Regions from separate parts of the Homo sapiens genome. Here region 1 is linked to region 2. The links are chromatin loops, found by intact Hi-C in ENCODE. Cell type or tissue: psoas muscle. All regions are shown on one strand. Each heading gives the region's core, and the rest is flanking DNA. Links, peaks and the distances in the headings are about the cores only.

Region 1 (10,546 bases), core at 1,973-6,972, 280 kb before region 2:
AATCTTGTTGAGGATAAAGCACCGTGATTCTACATCATCCACAGCTTAAGACCTAGCAGAGGAGGGGAGGCACAAGGAAAGGTCATTGATGGAGGAGCTTAGGTTGGTGCTCAGGTGGAATGGCTGATTTTAGGAGGGCACAGCTGCTACACCATCATCAGGGGGCCACCAGGCTACAGTTCCACCCCAGGGAAAGGCACTGAAAGGGACAAGAATTTGCTCTGAATGCCCAGTGGCCACAAGGAGCTGATATGTATCTCACCCATACCAGACACTGCGTATTGAGTTCCACCCATGTGTTTAATTTTTGGGACCATGCTCCTCATCTTCACACAAAGAAGGGGCCAGCATACCCACTTTAGAAGCTTAGACTCTGAGGCACAGGGAGGATAAAACCCTGCCCTAAATGGCACATCTAGGAAATGTTGGGGGCCAAGATGTGAATCCTGCATGTGTTCCCAGTGTTCCTTGTCTGTCTTCTGCCCCACATCAGCTGTTTTCCCTGATCATTCTTTGTCCCTGGTGGTCAAGGCTAACCTATTCTGGCTCAGCATGGGTGGAGAGCCTCCAATGCACCAAGCACCCTATTCATTCTCTTGTTAGAACTTCATTGCTCTAGGCCAGGCACGTTGGCTCACACCTGTAATCCCAGCACTTAGGGAGGCCAAGGCAGGCAGACCACTTGAGGTAAGGAGTTCAAGACCAGCCTGGCCAACATGGTAAAACCCCATCTCTACTAAAAATCCAAAAAATTAGCCAGGCGTGATGGTATGCACCTGTAATCCCAGCTACTAGGGAGGCTGAGGCAGGAGAATCGCTTGAACCTGGGAGGCAGAGATTGCAGTGAGCCAAGATCATGCCATCGCACTCCAGCCTGGGCAACAGAGCAAAACTCTAAAAAACTTTATTGCTCCATCATTCCTTCAACACATATTTATTGTTCCTACTGTGTCCCAACTTCTGTGCTGGGCATGAGGTAGGGGAAGAGTGATGATAGCATCTCTGAGGCAACTCTAGCTTTTTAAATGTTCAGGAAACCTCGCTCTTCTGGTTGTTGGAGCAGTTCTGTGAAGTGAGAATGGCCATGTCCACTGGACAAGTGAGAAACTGAGGCTTAGAAGGGAGGGGGAAACAACTGTATGTTCTCTACATGCCTGATGCTGTGCACGGAACTCAGCCTTCTTCATTCTGTGGATGGAGGAACTGAGCCATGGAGGTGAAGCAGATGACACAGAGGTCATAACTTCCAGAACTGGGGACTCAAGCCCACTTTTCCTGCCTCCTCCATCCACCATCTCTCAAATATGGAATTTTTAATTTGCTGTCATGGACTGAACTGTGTCCCCTGAAGCCCTCATCCCCAAAAAGACTGCTTTTGAAGATAGGGTCTTTAAGGAGACAATTATAGTTTAATGCGATCATAAGGATGGGGCCCTATCCCATAGGACTGGAGTCCCTATGAGAAGAGGAAGGGACATCAGCGTGCTCTGTCTCTCCACGTACACAGAAGAAAGGCCACATGAGAACACAGTGAGAAGGTGGCTATCAACAAGCCAAGAAGGGAGACCTCACCAGAAACCAACCCTGCTAGCAACTTGAATTTGGACTTCCAGCCTCTAAAACTCGGAGAAAATAAATATCTGTTGTTTAAGCCACTCTGTGGGGGTATCTTGTTATGGCAACCACAGCCAATTGATACAGCCACTTTCAAGGACTGGATTTCTTTTTGCCTGCTGGGTTCTTTTACAGCCCTCTCGCCCCCTTGTTTTCCTCATATCATGGCCAGCTTATTTACTCCATCTTGATGACGAGGCTTTTACTACCATCCAGTCTGCATGTGCCACAGGGATCTGTCCCTATTCCTGGAGCCCAGAGAAGGAGACTGCCTGAAGCCTTTATCAGGCCTAGCCACTTACAGCAGCGATGGGCAAATCTCTCACGAAGAGTAGCGATGTTACCTAGGACTAAGGATGCTGAGAGCTGGAACAGTGGAGGGGGCTGGTCCCAGACCACAGTGTCACTGCCATCAAGGTGGGACCATTTCCCATTGCAGAAGCCAGCAGACTCAAGGTCCACAGGCCTTCTGCCACCTCCCAGGCCACACGGTCTACTGAAAACAGTTTGGACTTGAGAGCCTGACCTGAGTTTAAATTCTGTCTCTGCCACTGGCTGAGAGACCAGTAATCAATAGGGCTTTTGGCCAACATCCCAGCGCTGTCCTCTCAGGCATGTGGTAAGAATGATCTTCCCACCTCCTGGGAGCTGAGTGTGGCCATGAGACTTGCTTTGACCTAAGAAATGAAAACTTTAAGGACCAATGCATTTTTTTTTCCATTTGGCATGGCAAACAGCAAAGTTTCAGATTGTGTCTGCTCCATCATCCTGGGTTCCTAAATAAGGAAAATGAGAAGAAAAACGCATAGCTGTCCTGCAATGGGTACATCGAATGATCAAGAAATAAGTCTTTGCTTTCGGCCACTAAGATTCTGGGGTTATTTGTTACTATAGCATAACCTAGCTCATCTTGACTGCTACAGTGACACTGACTAAATCACAGCCTCCTTGAGACTCAATTTCTGCACCTGTAAAATGGGGACAACTGTATCTCATAGTTTTCAAAGTACCATGCTTGGTACACTGCGGGCCTTTGACACGTCAGCTTGCTCACTCTCTTCTCTGCACTGTTTTCCCACAAGTCCTTCTCATGATGGGATTAGACATTTTGAGACATAATTTCTTTAGGTCAGATGTTTAGGCACAGACATCTATGTGTTCCTAGCACCCTGTACTGGGCTGGCACCATGGCAGATAATCGGTAAATATTTATTATTAAGCAAATATACAATGATTAATCACTTACTGAGTGGTCGACTTTGTGCTGGCCACCAGAGACCAAAGTCTCTGATCATTTCTCTTGCCTTTCACCTTTCAGTGTAGGTATATTGTCTTTCTTCCCAGTCCAAGGTAGCACTTAATTCTAGCTCTCCTGGCTAGGTGGGCAAATCCCCTTCTCTCTTCTAGTAGTAGAATCCCCTCAGCGAGGCTCCTGCCTATCGATCTCTCAATCTCTGCCAAAACACTTTCAGCATTTGAGAGCTCACTACCTACAAAATGCGCTTCTAAAATTAGAATTACACGGCAGTAGGTTTGGCTCTGGACCAAGTCCATGAGCCCTTCCAGCAACCCTGCGAAGTATGTGTCATTGATGTCACCCCATCCTGTAAACAGGAAGCTAGGATACAGAAAGGAAATTGTCCAAGGTCACACAGCCTTGGTGAGGTATGACTGTAATTTTCTAGGCACACATGCATGGTATGCATGCGATAAATTTTATGGGTTGATTGACAGCTCCGTCCCTGGGAGGGGGTTTCTAGTGACTCCAAATCTCTATGGAACCCCAACCCCAGAATTTCCAGTTTGGCTTTTGGGAATCTTAACAATGCAAACAGCCCTTCATCTCTATTAGAATGTAAATCTCAATAAATGATTTCCAATAACACAGTCCTTGCCAGGAAAGGAAGCATTCACACTGTTGCTCGTGCATACTATAGGTTAATATTTCAGGATGCATTAAATGTATAAATGTTTAGAGAGTGGCAAAGTTCCAGTTGTGAGCCAAGTCACTTTACAGAAAAAAACGAGATGCTGAAGGAGAGTATTTTTAGACTTGGACCCAACCTGACACTACCCGTAAGTACTTTGTGTTCGTGGGCAGAGTATGCAATCCTGCTACTGATTTGCCAGGAAGGAAAATAACATGTTGGTTTCAAACAGATGTTCCTGAACCCTTGATGGAAGCTGATGACTTCAAGATGGGCTGACTACTTTGTGGCTTCTTTGGAGACAGTTGAAATTAAGATGGGATCTGGGGCATGACGGAGCACCACATTTGCCAAAGATGTGCTGGAATAACTAAGCAACAGACATGGGTCAGATTAGCCATGTGCTGAAGCCAAAGGCACATGCAGGAAACCGGAACATTTTCTTGGCCCTTGGAGGACACAGGAGGAATGCTGATGGGCAACATATTTTAAGTAAATATGAGATTGAACCATATAAAATTGCTGATATTTAATCTTTCTCGACCAAAAATATGGCACTTGGAGGTGTTTCAATCAGATATACACATAACCCCACATCCCCAGCAGCAGACACATAACTGTCTGCAATACAGACAATTGTCCACAATTTAGAACACCAGCCAAGTAAACTCTGGAGTTTCTGTGATGGAGTTAGACCCAGGTATTTTTGCCAAGATAGGAGAGGGAGGGGGGGGAAAGGCAGAAAAGCTATGAGTACACTCTGGGGGAACAGACCAGTTAAAATCCCAACCAAGCTGTCTGAGCCTGGCATCTGTCAGCAGCTGGCATCACCATAGTCCTAGCACCTGAGCTGTGGAGCAGGGAGCCCCAGACCTACAGACAAACTGACTGGGTTAAGTCCTGATTTTACTCCTTTCAAGCTTTAGTGGGTTGAATGCAGAGCCCCAAAAAGATATGTTCTTATCCTAATTCCCTGAACCTGTGAGTATTACCTTGTATGGTGTATTAGTCAGGGTTCTCTAGAGGAACAAAACAAATAGGAGATACATATATATATATAAAGGGGAGTTTATTAAGGAGTATTGACTCACACAATCACAAAGTGAGGTCCCACAACAGGCCATCTGCAAGCTGAGGAGCTAGGAAGCCAGTCCAAGTCCCAAAATCTCAAAAGTAGGGAAACTGACAGTACAGCCTTCAGTCTGTGGCCAAAGGTCCAAGAGTCCCAAAGCTGAAGAACTTGGAGTCTTGATGTTTGAGGGTAGTAAGCATCCAGCTTGGTAGAAAGATGGAGCCCAGAAAACTTAGCCATTCTAGTTTTTCCACATTCTTCTGCCTACTTTTTATTCTGGCCACACTGTCAGTTGATTAGACTGCCCACCCAGATTGAGGGTGGGTCTGCCTTTCCCAGTCCACTGACTCAAATGTTTATCTCCTTTGGCTACATCCCCACAGGCACACCCAGGAACAAAACTTTGCATCCTTTAATCCAATCAAGTTGACACTCGATATTAACCATCACATATGGGGCAAAAGATGTCCTTAAGTTAAGGACATTGAAGGAAAGGACTTAAATCCAATGACAAGTGTTTTCATATGAGACAGACACAGAGAAGAGAAGGCAGCACACAGGACAAGGAGGAAGCAATGCGACTGCACAGGCAGAGGTTAGAGAATTTGATGTGGCCACAAGCCAATGAGTGCCTGGAGCCACCAGAAGCTTGAAGAGGCAAGGAACAGATTCTCCCCTAGAACCTCCAGAAGGAGTACAGCCCCACCAATACCTTGATTTTATACTTCTGGTCTCCAGAATTGTAAATGAATCAATTTCTGTTGTTTTAAACCAATAAGTCATTTGTCACAGCAGCCACAGGAAACTTATACACGAGTCCTCTGCCTCAGTTTCCTTGTCTGTAAAATGGGATAAGAACTTCAGGAGATGGTGCACTGGAACACTTTAGCAAGGAATCTAGTATATACTAAGCACTCAATGAATGTAAGATGAAATAAGCTAACCACCACAGGGACAGAGAATTGCATCAGACCCAAGGAAACGAAGATAGTTGCTGCCGTGTGTGTGTTTGGAGCTTCAAAGATGTGAAAAGGTGCAGTGTTCTTGAGACCTGTCTACCTTGCCCCAGCAGTAGTTCCTCCAGTCACAAGTGGGAGCCAAGAGCCCTTCTCAGATAACTCAAACAACACCAGCAAAAACTACTTCTGTTAAAAAAAATTTTTTGAAAGTATTCAGGAAGAGTCCGTTTTCCTTACAGAACTGCATGTTGGACACAATTCAAGCAATCGGGAACCTGGCATTTTGAGCTTGTTCAACCATTGAAAAAGTATCAAAAATACAGTTTAAAAAAAAATAGCACACAGGGGAAGAAAATGGTTATTAAAAATGCTTAAGAGCCTTCCTGAACTTCAAATGGGCTCTTCACAACAATAATACTGATGATTTAAGGGAAAAAATGAATCAAGACTCTATTGATTAAATGTTCCTTAAATTATATGTGGGTTTTAAAATGTGTGGCAGTATGCAAAGCACGTTGGAGGTAAAATGTTTGAAAAATCACCCAAGACATTTAAAGAATTTGAATGTAGCTGCAGCTTCAGCCCCAGGAGGGAGTAGCCTGGGCTCCAGAGAAAAGAAGGACCATCAAGAGCATCTATGACCCAGGCCAGTAGTGCCTAATTCCAGAGCCCCGATGGCAAGGAGGGATGTCTGCTTCCTGCTGCCATGGCCCTGGTCTCCCTAACTCCCTTGTCATGGCTTCATATACACAACCTCAGCCCATCATTCATTCCAGAAACACGTCTTGAGCACCTCCTAGGTACCATGCCCTGTGCTCAGAGCCAGGGGAGATGCAGCACACAGGCTAATGTGGCCACAGATGTGAAAACACTCATTATGATTCAGGGGGTTGATAGCCACGAAATGAAGGACCCACTGGGATAGTCCCTCCCCCATCCAAGGAGATCAGGGGGCTTCCTGGAGGAAAGGAAATCGACGATGAGATCTGAAAGGTGAACCAGGATGCAGAGAGAATGCAAGGGAAGAGAGAAATTCACACAGCAGGCAGGGGAGTGGCACATGCAACATCCCAAGGTCAGAGGCACAGGGCATTTAAGAACAAAAGCAATGAAGCCAGGCCTGCTTCAGGGCCCTCCATCTGGGTCACCTGCTCAACCTCCCCTCAGTAGCCATGGACTCCACTTCCCACAAGACTCTGGGCTCTGCTTACCCAGTGGCTTAGTCTCTTAAATTCCTGAGTGAGAAACTCATCTTCCCTCCTCCCGCCAAGAATCCCACTGGCTCACCCCAGACCTCATGGTGGGGACACTCAGGCAGCACGCAGGGAGGCCTGAGGTACATATGGAAACGTCGCAGTTTGGAGGACAAAGCATCTCTCCAGCAACCTGGCCCTCTCTATGTGATGGGATTCCCTCTTCCTACTGCAAGTGGTGTCAGTTCACAAGTTCTGTCTACCCCTTCACACCTCCCCACCCCACCAGTGCAGGCAGAGCTGTGGTTTTCCTCTGCCTCCTCTAACCCAACCTATATGGAGCTTCAGAGGAAGAGAGCCTGAACGTAAAACCCTTGGGAACTGCTGAAGGAAAAGATGGAAGCCTGGGGGCCAGGATCCTTTCCTCCCCCATTAGTCCTCATTGTGAACAGGGACCATTCCCTCCTGGCCCTGGAAGTAGCCTCTGGAGGCCCAGCAATAGCCTGATGCAAAGGCAAGAGCAGCTCTCTCCCCTGGGCAACATTCTTCATGCACTATTAGGATCCCAATTCAACCCCTTCCACTATGAGCAGCACAAGAGCAGGGACCTCATCAATTTTGGCTTATCTTTGTTCCCCTCCAGGCGGCCCCATGCATGGCACAAGAAAGTGCTAGTTACATGCAGTGAAGGAATGCATGAATGCATAGACATCCTGGTTACCATGCACTGGACCATACATTATGGTCCTGAAGCTCACCATGACCTATGAGGCAGGAAGGACAGAGCCTCCTCAAAGACTCATTCAAAGCAGACTGGACCAAGATTTCACAGCAGTGAGAAGCAAAATTAGGAGAAGAGCCCAGGCCTCTGGGTCTCTGCATGCACACACCACCACAACCTGGGCCTCACTTTTCCTATCATGCTGCTGGCTCTCCTAATATAATCAACCTTTGGCTATATCAATCAGAGCACCCAGCAAGGCACCAAATGAGAGAAAGGGGAGGAGAAAGAGAAGGGAAAGAAGAAACAGCCTCAGCCCTTGAGAAGTTGGCTGGTGGTACTGAAGAATTACATATTTGATTTTAAGATATTATTCCCCCTTCTCTTCTCCTTCCACAAAGTAGTACATGGCCCATTTATATATTTAATTAGAGTGGATTAAAATTAATAACATCTTGAGTGGTTCCTGACCCTTCTTGAGATAATTGGAGACACCCTGGGTTGATAAGAAACCAGGAGGAAGAATTGGTGATCTAACCGACAGAGGCTGAACTTTTTCATGTGCATGTAATCAGTGCATCCCCTAATCACCCTCTGTATATCTTTTAACTAAGATAGGTATCCTTATGATGTGGAGTCACGTCCTGTTCCCCAAGCTGCAGAGCTGAACGCTTGCCCTGGGCAGGCAGAGGGTTTAAAACCTATCCTGCCTGCATTCATCAACCAACATGCAGCTCTCATGGATATTTTAACAGATGTTTTAACAGATTTGTATTGCATTATTTGTTTCTATAGGTACAGATATTTTTAAACAAACATTTTGAACACTTACTAGGTGCCAAGGAATGTGCTACATCTACTCACATCCATTAACACATTCATTCTTCATCACAATGCCCTGCGGGAGTGAGGGGTGGTATTATTCTCTCCCACTTGACATTTGAAGGAACCAAGGTGGAAGATGGCACAGAGGGGGGAACTAGTTCCACCCAAGACATGGCTGTCATGAGCACCTTCATCTCAGGCTTTGATAGGACTTGTGTGATCTCCAATGCTCATTGCTCAAGCTCTGTTCTCAGCACAGCAGCTACAGGCATGAGTGACAGGTCTGAGAGGGGTCCCCCAGGTTGTCTGAATATGTCTCACTTTCTCAAACCAAAGAATGAATGAGCAAGAGCTGAAGAATAAGCCATGACCACCCTGAGAAATCAGAGTGACAGATCCAGCCCAGCCAGGACCCCCCCTACCTCCCAGGCCTCTGCCAGCCACATTGCACACGATGGCCTGGTGGATGGGGAGTCAGCAGTGAATCCAGATCCTGCCCTGCCACTTCCTGTGGAGGCAGATGTGTGATCTTGGATAAGCCACCAAGGTGCACCCAGTGGGCACTTCTGCACTGATAAATGAGCAGGTTAATACCTGTCCAGCAGAGCTTTAATAATAACAAAGGCGTCATTGAGTGCCTGACATGATATTCATTGTTCTGCTGATGAGGAAACAGGTTTGGAGTCACATAGTCATACGGAGAAACCCGTCTGTTTTCACACCTCCTGACTCCTCACAATGCAGGGCACCAGATTTCCTGGCCCACAGGGAGGACAATGAGTTTTAAATAGTAATTGAGAAAGGAATTTTTGTACTTTCCTTTGGGTCTTCCTTAGAGGCCAGTAACAACCCCTTCCCCACCACCCCTGCCAGTACATCTCCACTCCAAGTCCTGATGCTTCTCTCCTTTTTCATTTGAGCAAAATGGCCCCATCACCCCCAAACCTCCCTCTCCTCCCTGCCTTCTGTCCTCCGAATGACAGATTAAAAGCACACCTGTATTTTCTGCAGTGAGGACTACGCTCATGAGTGGGACAGCATTTTTGGGTCAAATTAGGTCAAGTCCGATCAGCAGCCTTGGAGCCGCTACAGCATTAGGTAACCAACTCAAGGCTGGTTCCGCCCGGAGCCATTTAATTTTGGGGAAGCAACATTTAGCTGACTTGAAAGAAGGGGGAAGCAAGCTTGCAGAAAGAGATTGATTTCCACAAAACACAAATTCATACTTACTAAATGCCTTAACACTTTGGAATCAATTAAAATGAGATAGAGAAAAAGACACAAAGAAATAGAGGATAACAGGAAAGAAAGAGGGCAGGGAGGAGAGAGGCTTACTGGGGAGCAGAACAGAAGGACCTCAATCCAAGGAGACGACTCCCTTGGGAAAGAGAGGAATCCTGGGGTGCTAGAAGATTTCATTTTGTAGATCTGGGGGACTGGTGGTCATGGACCAAGGGTCAAGGGCTCCCAGTTAGGGTCAGAATCAGCTTCAAGGGCATGAAGGTAAGGGGTTAAACAGTCTAGACCCCATATCCACAGGTTCTGATTCATTAGGTCTCTGGAAGACTGGGAATCTGCCCATCTAACCATCCACAGGATCCAGTGCAGGTGGTCTGGGACCACACTCTGCAAAGCAAGAACTAGACTAGAGAGATCATGCTGTGCCCCTGGTCACCATGGTAGCAGCAATGACCACAGGCATTGCTTATCCCTAGGATTACTGCAGGAAACCTGAAGACAAACAGCAAAAAGACCCTTGCATCAGCCCCTCCAGAGAAGATGAGGCCTTTTGGAGAAATCTTTAAGGGGAAGAAATCAGCAAAATTTGGGAGATGAGGTTGGTCAGAGAGATGGAGAAAGGGGTGGTCTTTGAAATCTCTCAGGCTCCTGGCTTGGGTAGCCTGCTTCCCAAGAAGCATGACTCAAAACAGGGCTGGACCACTTTGGAAGACAGTTTGGCAGTTTTTTACAAAAAACTAAACACACTTGCACCATATGATCCAGCCACTGTGCTCCTTGGTATTTACCCAAAAGGGTCAGAAACTAGCATACACACAGAAACCTGCACACAGGTTTACAGTGGCTTGAGTCATAATTGCCAAAACTTGCAAACAACCAAGATGTCCTTCAGTAGGTGAATAAAGAATCTGGGGTACATCCACAGGTGGAAGGAATATTACTCAGTGCTAAAAAGAAACTATCAAGCTATGAAAGGACATGAGGAAATGTAAACA
Region 2 (10,546 bases), core at 2,551-7,550:
GAAGGCTGATCAAGAAGGGGAGATGAGAGGACCAGAGCAAGCTGACAGTGACCTGTACCTTTCAAATTAGCGACTTTGATTGGGAAGCAAATCTGATCATATATGCACATGGAAGCCTGAGAGAAGCCTTGCATCTTCACATTTAAACCCCAGAAGTCGCAAAGCACTGTGTGTTTTTACTTAAAACGTGTGACAGGCAAGACCTTTCTGAATGTGAGGATCGGAGAAGGGAGGATAGCCTGGTCCACGAAGGGCCATCAGATGCAAGAAACGAGTGTCGTGATGTGAACAGCACCTTCCCTTGTTGTTCTTATTTATATTTTATTATGAGTTTATTGAATGTTTTCTTGTAGGTTGCCTCAAATCCTTTAGGGAGCAAAGCAATGCAAAATAAGTAAATGCTTTGAATTAAAAGCACTGGAGCGACAGCATTCCAGGGACAGAAGTGAGTGTTCAGGAAATCAGAGGGGGCTTTGCACAGAGACCCCACCAATATCATGCAGCAGCGGCAGCTCCAGTCTAGGCATGGCTAATCTTGCTTAATGCCCACCAGGCACCTTTCTGCACTCCATCCATCACCCAGGCAGGCCTAGGTTCCCGGGGACCACCTCCTTCTTCAGCTCCCCAATGAACCTAGCCCTGTGCTGTAGGGAAGGGCCAGGGGAAACAGAGAGGAGTGTTTCAGGGCTCTGGAGCCAGACCACCTGTATTCAAATCTTTATTCTATTTCTTCCTACTGCGTGACCATAAGGATGCCTCATTATTTCTTGTGCCTGAAATGAGGTCAATGCAGCATCTGCCTCCACAGGGTAGTTTTGAGCTCAAGGATGGGAAGCGCTGAGCTTCATGCATAAGAGGAGCTCCACAAATATCAGCTCTAAGCCTAAGGCCTGGTCCCCAGGAGCCTGCCCCGACACTGGGGAGGCAGGAACGAGACTGTGTGGGAACTCAGATGATACAGGGCCACTGGGTGCGTGGTGTGGTCTGGACTGTGGATTCTGTAGGATCTCAGGGCAGGGAAGGGTTGGAAGGTCTCAGGAAGTCTTCATAGGGGAGGAAGGACATGGAGTGTCTCAGAGAATGAACAGGACAAAAGATGGCACTCCAGGAAAGGGGAGCAGCCTGCACAGAGGCTTGGAGAGGAGAATCGCTGGGGAGTGGGGAGAACTGTAAGGAATCTGCTGGCTGCGGTGGATGGGCTGTCGGTGGCTGCCCATGGGAAGGGGAAAAGACTGGCTCTGCAGGGGTACACTAACTCCTGTCAGGGTCACAGGGCCCAGCAAATGTGCCCAAACCTGTGCCCTGGGTGTTTGGTTTCTCCCTCCTGAATATGGAAAAACTAAGCAAACAGGCCAACAAGATTAATCTGCACAGACAGATGCCTCAAAGCGACGTGTGTGAGTGTGTGACCTGAATCATATGTAAATACTTGAAACAAGTGAACAAGAGAAGAATTCTTTGACTGATCCAAGTGACAGGGGTCCTGCAATTTCTGCCTTTCACTTGTGTTTAAAGAACTGAAATTCGGCCTATGCCAGAGAAGAAGGAACTCCTGGTTTTAGCAAAGACCACAATACTAGTACCCAGTATACCTTCAATAAATTCAGGAAGGAAGGAATGAAGGAAAGAAAAAAGGAAGGAAGGAAGGAAGGGAGGGAGGGAGGGAGGGAGGGAGGAAGGGAAGGAGGGAGGGAAAAGCTCTTTAATATTTTTCAAGCACACTCATCTTGTCTGAGAGTTGGAGAATAGTTGTAATTCTCATCAGCTGAAGCTGTTCTCACTGGTGTGTTAATATCAAACTTCAGTAGAAAATGTGGCCTTCCAGGCTAGGAACCTCCAAAGCTAACATTGCCAGGACCTTATTAGGAACATTTGAAACACTGAATTAAATCTTGAAAGAAGGGGAATTGGAGTGGCAGAGCACAGTGGGAAAGCTCTGCAACCCAAAGGAGAAACCCTGCACAGAGCCCCTGGTTTCCTGCCCAGGCCTAGCGAGTGGGATGGACTCTCCTTCCTTGGCCTACAGGAAGTACCCGGGGTTCCCAGGTCCAGCCTGACCATTCCTCAGGGGTCCTGCTTCCTCCCACCCTCCATCCCCAGGAGCCATGCTCCCTGTCTCTGCAGGGTGGAGTAAAGACAGCATCTCGCATTCTACAGGCCCCATCCATCCCTGCTGCAAAATAACACTTTTGACAATGCACAATCCTCAAGCACCTATTGTGTGCCTGCCCCTGTGCTAAACACTTTGCATTCATTACCTCCTCTGCTCCACATGACAACCCTCCTGAGAAGGTATTATTAGCCCTGTTTACAGATGGGGAAACTGAGGTGCAGAGAAGCCCTAGGTCATATCGCTGGAAGAGTCAGAGCAGGACCTCCCAAGCCTGTGCTCTCAACCCGCCTTGTACAAGCATCAGGATTTTTGCTGTATTTATGGTAGACCTGTGGTGTTGTTTACTTAATGTTTTTCTTTAAACAAACTCCCTTTTTTTTTTTTTTTTTTTTTTTTTTGAGATGGAGTCTCGCTCTGTCACCCAGGCTGGAGTGCAGTCGCGCAATCTCCACTCACCGCAAGCTCCGCCTCCCAGGTTCACGCCATTCTCCTGCCTCAGCCTCCTGAGTAGCTGGGACTACAGGCGCCCATCACCACACCCGGCTAATTTTTTTTTTTTTTTTGTATTTTTAATAGAGACGGGGTTTCACCGTGTTAGCCAGGATGGTCTCAATCTCCTGACCTCATGATCCGCCCGCCTCAGCCTCCCAAAGTGCTGGGATTACAGGTGTGAGCCCCCACGCCTGGCCCAAACTCCCTTTATTTTTTAACTTAAATACATTTATTTAAATGAGACAAGTGTATCACTATGGAATGTGTAAAAATAGTATCTATTGTCAAAAGTAAGCCGGAAAGAAAACAGGGAGCACAAGTTGCCAGTGAACACTGTCGCCTGCCAAAGGCGCGCCCTGGTCCTGCTCACTCTGCTCTGCATTCAAAAGGGAGTAAGAGCCAGAGGGTTCCCTGGCACCGAACCCCTCCTTCACAGATTGGCTGGGCACGGTGGCTCACACCTGTCATCCCAAAACCGTGGGAGGCTGAGGCAAGCGGATCACCTGAAGCCAGGAGTTTGGGACCAGGCTGACCAACATGGGGAAACCCCGTCTCTACTAAAAATACAAAAAAAAAATTAGCCGGGTGTGGTGGTGAGCGCCTGTAATCCCAGCTACTCTGGAGGCTGACGCAGGAGAATTGCTTGAACCTGGGAGGCAGAGGCTGCAGTGAACCGAGATCACGCCATTGCACTCCAGACTAGGCAACAAGAGCAAAACTCTATCTCAAAAAAAAAAAAAAAAAGACAGGATTGATGGAGATGCCAGAGGGATCTCTTTCTCACCTGTGACCCAGCACTGTAAGCACCGTGCCTAGACTCCTAATAGCATCCCCCAGGACTCATCCACCTACAGTGCCATTTGGCCACCAGTGGAAAATGTTTCTCCATCCTGTCCTGGAATTCCAGGGTTCAACGCCATGTGTCTACTGCCCAGGCCCTATGGCCAAGTGCTCGATAGTCAGGCTCTCCCTCAAAGTGACCCCAAGGCCCAAGACCACAACCAGTGTCCACGCACACACCCGAATATCATACCCTGAGTCCCCACACATCTGAATGGCACCACCGTCTGCAAAGGGGCCCACACGGGAAAGAAGGAAGCTGTTTCTACCTCTCCCTTCATCCCAGCATCTGCTGATATTCCCTGAAAAAGTGCCAGGCTGTGAGCCAGTTAGGCAGGAATCAGGCATCTCCACCATCCCTGCTCTGATGGAGTTCTCAGTTCAATGACAAATAATGGCAGTGCACCCCAGACAGCTCTAACTGGGCTACAACAAAGGTCTGGAAGACAGACAAGGAAATTGTTGCTTAACTTGCAGGGAAAGGGATTGGAGAGGTTCACAAAGGAGGTGACGCTTACCTAGAGGTTAAGAAAGCCTCTCTCCCAAGGCAGGAGGATCACTTGAAGCCAGGAGTTCAAGACCAGTCTGGGCAACATGATGAGACCCCATCTCTACAAAAAATTAAAAAATAAGCCAGGCATGGTGGCTTTCGCCTGGAGTCCCAGCTACTCAGGAGGCTGAGATGGGAGGATCGCTTGAGCCAAGAAGTTCCAGGCTGCAGTGAGCCGTGATTGTGCCACCGTACTCCAGCCTAGGTGACAGAGAAAGATCCTGTCTCTGAATAAAAAAGAAAAGAAAAGAAAGCCTCTCTCTTCCATCCCCTGGTGACTGTTGATACAGGGCTGTGGATCACTTAGGGATGCCTGGCCCCATTTTGCAAATGAGGAAATAGAGAGCCAGCAGGTTTCAGTAACACAGCGTCACACTGGCCCTCCAGATGAAGCTGAGGTTGAAAGTCAGTTGCCAAATCTGTTTTCTTTCCCAATATTCCACTGTTTCTCAAATGGGCACTCAGCAAATGTTCAATGACTTGAATCAAATTCCTACATCTCCAAACTGGGTGAAAAGCACTTGAATGCAGGAGTCATTTCTTGTACTTCTTTCTCCCCCATCAGCCTCCAGTTCCCCCAGTGCCATGCCCACAGCACTGAGTGTACAGCTCCCTGCAGATCAGAGTTGTTTAATAAAATGAAGGTGTGAGAAGTGTTAAGAGCAGGGTAAAGAACAGGAAGAAGAGGAGGATGCCACAGAATATAGCCCTCGGCTGCCTTCTTGCTGGAGAGACAATGACCAGGACCTGGGGCAGGGGTCACAGGTGGGCATGGGAACCCCTCTAGAAGGTTTCCTGGAAACGGTCATTTTAAAGATAGTTGTGGGCCGGGCACAGTGGCTCACAACTGTAATCCCAGCACTTTGGGAAGCCAAGGTGGGCGGATCACATGAGGCCAGGAGTTTAAGACCAGCCTGGCCAACATGGCGAAACCGTGTCTCTACCAAAAATACAACAACTAGCTGGGTGTGGTGGCGCATGCCTATAATCCCAGCTACTTGGAAGGCTGAAGCATGAGAATCGCTTGAACCCAGGAGGCGGAGGTTGCAGTGAGCCAAGGTTGCACCACTTCACTCCAGACTGGGCAATAGAGTGAGACTCTGTCTCAAATTTAGAAAAATAATAATAACACTAAAGTCGGTTGTGTGTCTTCTGACTGTGGCCAGATAAAGTGGTTCACCCCTGTAATCCCACCACTTTGGGACGCTGAGGCTGGAGGATTGCTTGAACAAAGGAGTTTGAAACCAGCCTGGGCAACATGGTGAGACCCTCATCTCCACAAAAATATTAAAAAATTATCTGGGCATGGTGGTGCGTGCCTATAGTCCCAGCTCCTCAGGAGGCTGAGGTGGGAGTATCGCTTGAGCCCAAGAGTTTAAGGCTGCAACAAGCTATGATTTCACCACTGCACTCCAGCCAGAGTGACAAAGTGAGAGCCCCGTCTCAAAAAAAGAAAAAAATAATAACTGTGCTTTAAGAACTAGATTGGGCTTCTTCAATACTATCCACCTCTACCAGGCCAGTAGCCAGCCACTGGGTTCCCGTTTCAGCACCTCTTTCAGAATCTGGGAGGGAAAAGTCATTGATGCAGAACAATCCCCTTGGGTTTCACGCTGTGGGAGAGAAGCCTTTGCCGAGAACCTTGGTTCCCCCTAGTGGCCATCAGAGGCAGTAGCACCCAGCCAGTATGGAGTCATTTCTTGAAAGCAGGAAGAGAGGCCTCTGGCCAGAGAAGGAGAAAGGTCAAGTCCAGCCAGCCAGGACCTCCGGGCACTGCTCCTGGACCAGTCCCCAGCCTGAGACAGCCCACGGCAGTCAGTGACAGAGGGAGGGTCTGTGCAGACACCCATGGAAAATTCATTAACTCAGAATCTGAATGTTTATGAATGACCTTTTCCCCCAAAGAACTTTCATAACCAATGCTTTCGATATGATCTGGAAGTTGGAAATTAACAACACTACTATTGACACAAAGTGGGCTTTAAAAGTGCTTCTTACAAGATTTTTCTCCATATTCCTGTATCTAAACAATTGATAGTTTTTAATAGCCATCATTGAACCAATAGCAGCCACTTATTAAGGCATTTAGCAGCGTTTGCCATCTCCTTTTGCCATGGAGGTAAGAGGGAAAGTTGTCTGGTTTTTAGAAACAGTGTTTGTTTTGTTTTGTTTTGTTTTGTTTTTTGAGACAGTCTCACTGTGTCTCCAGGCTGGAGTGCAGTGGCGCAATTTCAGCTCACTGCAACCTCTGCCTCCCAGGTTCAAGCCATTCTTCTGCCTCAGCCTCCCCAGTAGCTGGGATTACAGGCACACTCCACCATGCCCAGCTAATTTTTCTATTTTTAGTAGAGACGGGGTTTCACTATGTTCGCCAGGATGGTCTCGATCTCTTGACCTCGTGGTCCACCCACCTTGGCCTCCCAAAATGCTGGGATTACAGACATAAGCCACCACGCCCGACCTAGAAACTGTTTTTGAGGGCAATTTTGGTACTGCTATTCAAGGGCCTGAGCCTCCCTTGAATTTCCCCCAACTCCCTGCAGGCTGGGCAGGAAATATAGTCAGGACCTTGCCCCATCCTCTCTGTCCGAGCCAGGCCCACTCCTTCCTGGTTGAGGAGCTCCCAGGCAGCCCAGTGAGCCCTGGGCTCAGTGAATTGTGCCAGACTTGGGGCAGGGAACATCTCCATGGCAGTGGTGCAGAGTGAACCACCCACAAAACAGCTCCTTGAGGAGAAATTGCCTTTGGAGTTTCAGCTCCTTAACTGCCTGTGCACGGCCCAGAAAACCTGCCAGAGGGTGATCTTCATTGAACTAGAGCAGCAGCAGGAAGGCCTTTGCTGAAGAGGCACAAATAACCCTCGCCAAGGCCCTTCTCAGGACCCTGCTGCTGCTGCTGCTGCTGCTGCAGATTGAGGGAGGAGGCGCCCAGGCACTGGTGATGGGTTTTCGGAAAACAGCTCCCACATCTGTGCCTTACACTAACTGGGGGCCCAACAGCTGGGCTGCTTCCAGAGGCAGGGCCAGGCCAGCAGTAGCAATAAGAAGCTTTAGAGGTGATTCGGTAGACGGCCCAGAATCCTGAATACATGGGGCATGATTGCATGCCAAGCGCTTTCTTTACATGCATTGTGGCATTTAAGCCCCCCAAAACTCCAGTGACAGAGGCTTTTAGGAACCCTATGTGAGAGACGAGGAGACTGTGGCATGGAGACATTAAGGAATTTATTCAAAGAGCGAAGTTGCAGAGGCAGAAGCAAACCCATGTCTATGTGACCACACACGACTCCCAGGTGCCAAACAGGCAGTGTCCACTCTTCTACCTCCAACCTCACCAGCCTTGCCCCTGGTTCATCCCAAAGCCGCTCACCACAGCCAATGCACAACCACATCTGTTCCCATCAGACATGGGTCCCACTTGTTGCCATCCGAAGGGCACAATGTCTCTCTCCATGAAGCTCACCAGTTTGCCCCGTGCAGATGGTGATTGTGATCGTGACTATGACTGTGTTCTTACTCATGGCCGGTGATCTCTCAGCAGCTGCCCTGGGTGAGGGAGGAGATGCAGACAGAACCTCTTTGCCGTACCCTCTGCCTGCCTTGGGTAAGGACTGGACCAGCTACTACTGGAAAAGCACCCCATAGGCCTCATCCTAAAGAAACCCACCCTCATCCACCCTCTTAACAACTGCCACAGGTGGGTTCTGAGCACTTAATACCTTGCCCTCCCCATCCTCAAGTCCTCCAAAAGCTCCTCTTGCTTTCAGGATAAAACCCAAGTTTCTGACCTCACGTAGCAGGTGTCTTATGATCTCACCTTCTCAGCCTCTCCAAGCTCACCTCCGCCCTGCACCCTTCCACCCACTAGTCATGCCAGTCAATGTGCCCTTCCCTGCGACATTGTCCACTGTCACCACTCCAGACATTTACACGCAGGCTTTCCTCTCTTTACAATGCACTTCCTTTCCATGAAGCTGTCTGCTGGGAAAAAGCTATTCAGCTTGCAAACTCTGGCTCAGGGGTTTTTCCCCTGAGAAGGCTTCCGTGGGGTCCCCTCCCCACTAACCTCCAGGCACAGAAAAGGGTTCTCTTCTCCTGGCCGCTCTCCTCAACACCTAGTGCATCCATCTCTGTACTTCGCTCTCACCTCTGTATTTTCAACATTGGTGTACATGCGTTTCCCCTGGTCTGTGAGCTCCTGGAGAGCAGGGCAGTGCTTGAGCAAGTGCTATATTCTGGGACCCTAATCTGGCCTGGACAGTGATTGACACTAAAAGAATTGTGTTGATTGAGTGAGCAGGAAGAGGGCGTTGCAGTGGTCCAAGAAGGGAAGATGTGGGGAGGGTCTGGATGAAGTCAGTGGCACTGGAGGTGGCAACAGAGAGCTGCCCATTTGAATTGTTTCCATGAGGTGGGCATTCTAAGGAGTGTGGTGCCAGAGGCCCATGATAAGCTGGATGCTCAAGGATGAGTGACACGTGGGTGGGTGGACGGATGGAGAGGAGAGGACATCCACTCCACTTAGAGACAGTGATCTGGGGAGACCTTGGCAGCAGAAGGAAGGACAAAGAACATGAGCCCCTTCTGAGGTCCAGCTGTATTCTTGGCATCGTGCAGGCCAGTTACAGTCTCCAATTTCATACACCCAGGAATCATCGATAACCAAAAGTCAGGGGGCAGCAGTCAACTTCTGCTCAGCACTGACACCTTTAAGAAAAATCCATAAACAATCCGCAGACTGGGGAGAAAATTTTCATATCTAGAATATATAAAGAACCCCTACAAATCAATAATAAAAAGACAACCAACCCAATATTTTCAGTGGGAAAAAGATTGGAACAGACACATCACAAAAGAAAATATGTGAATGACCTAGAATTATGTGAAAAATAAGCTCAAAATCATTAGTCATCACAGAAATGCACAATAAAAGCAAAATGAGATACTACTACTCATACCCCAGAGTGGCTAAAATAAAAAAGACTAGCACCAAAGCTTGGCAAGGATGTGGAGCAATTAGAACTCTCCGTATTACTAGTGGGAGTGTAAAATGGTGCACCACTTCAGAAAATGTTTGGCAATTATAAAGTTAAACATACAGCCACCTGCAACCCAACAATTCCACCCCAATTATCAACCCAAGAGAAATGAAGACATTTGCCCACACAGAGCCTTGTACATGAGTGTTTGGAGAAGCTTATTCATTAGAGCCCAACAAGGCAAACAACCCAAGAGTCCATCAGTAAGTGAAGGGGAAACAAAGTGTGCTGTCCATCTATGCAATGAAAAATTAATCAGCAATGAAAGTAATGAACTACTGATACATGCGACAATATGGATGAACCTCAAAAACATTGTTCAGAGTGAAAGAAACAGTATTTATTGTTATATACATAATTCCAATATATAATACCATTTATACAAAATTGAAGAACAGAGCTTACAGGCTGGGCGCAGTGAGATTTACATCTGTAATCTCAGCACTTTGGGAGGCTGAGGCTGGAGGATCACTTGAGCTCAGGAGTTCGAGACCAGCCTGGGCAATATGGTGAGACCCTGTCTCTACAAAAAGTAGTTAGGCATGGTGGCACATACCTGTAGTCCCAGCTACTCAGGAGGCTGAGCACAAGGGATCACTTGAGCCCAGGAGGTTGAGGCTGCAGTGAGCCATGTTCATGCCACTGCACTCCAGCCTGAGCAACAGAGCAAGACCCTGTCTCAAAAAAAAAAAAAAAAAAAAAAAAAAACCACAGGTTTACATATTGGTGGTGGAAATCAGAACAACAGGTGCCTCCACTCCAAGTGTGCAGTAGGAAGTGACTGAGAAGAGCCACGAGGAATTATGGAGGTTCTCTGTATCTTGCTCGGAGGGGTGGTTACACGGGGGGACGCATTTGTCAACAGTCATTGAACTGAACACCTAAGATCTGTGTATCTTGCTATATTTTAATTATCCCTCAATAAAAATTTTTTTAAAAGACCATACAGTCAGACCATCTGGGTTCAAATGCTAGCTACCTCTTACCAGTTTTGTGACCCAGATCATCTCTGAGACTCTATATCCTTGTCTATAAAATGCGAATACTAATGGTTCTTACCTGGCTGCACCACACCTATTAAGTGAGATAGTTAATGTGTGGTAAGAGCAGCTCAGCAGCCTGAGACTTGGCAAAGCATGAAATAAATGTTGATCGAGTAAAATTAGCTTCCCCATGGTCCTGCCATGGAGCAAGTGGAGTGAAGCATAGGCGAGGATGGCCCCAAGGACATGGCGCAGAGGGCAGAGCTGAACCAGGAAGCTGTGACGCCAGCCCGCTCACTGCCCTGAGGGTGAAGTGAGGCCAGAATCCTCGGGAAAAACTGGTGCTGGGAGCCCTGTGTGCCTCCATGGCCCCAGACATAAATAGGGGTTGACATTGTCATTTATGAACAAGTCATGATTTCTGAGCTGCTGGGGGCTGCAAGAAGGAGATGGACGGTTGCTGCCCAGTGATTTGCTGTGGGAGTGCTTGGTAGCTAGAGCAGGCAGCCCAACTCCAACTAAGCCAGGGG

What was found. Peaks named below come from ENCODE experiments on the same cell type or tissue, not always from the same donor. Only the 100,000 strongest peaks of a DNase experiment are listed, where the experiment ranks them.
Region 1: a loop joins it to region 2, with 3.0 times the contacts of the local background. A loop is called at or near these places in 1 of 110 quality-filtered maps.

Annotation. Positions count from the first base shown.
Region 1 is chr16:66,033,155-66,043,700 of GRCh38, forward strand. No RefSeq gene overlaps it. Among named protein-coding and RNA genes, the nearest start is that of CDH5, 330 kb to the right of the region's middle. In psoas muscle, for the core only: no CTCF peak of the experiment used is centred there; DNase peaks (open chromatin) are centred at 3,156 and 3,907; H3K27ac peaks cover 2,685 bases.
Region 2 is chr16:66,309,766-66,320,311 of GRCh38, forward strand. No RefSeq gene overlaps it. Among named protein-coding and RNA genes, the nearest start is that of CDH5, 52 kb to the right of the region's middle. In psoas muscle, for the core only: a CTCF peak has its summit at 5,657 (motif pointing left); no DNase peak of the experiment used is centred there.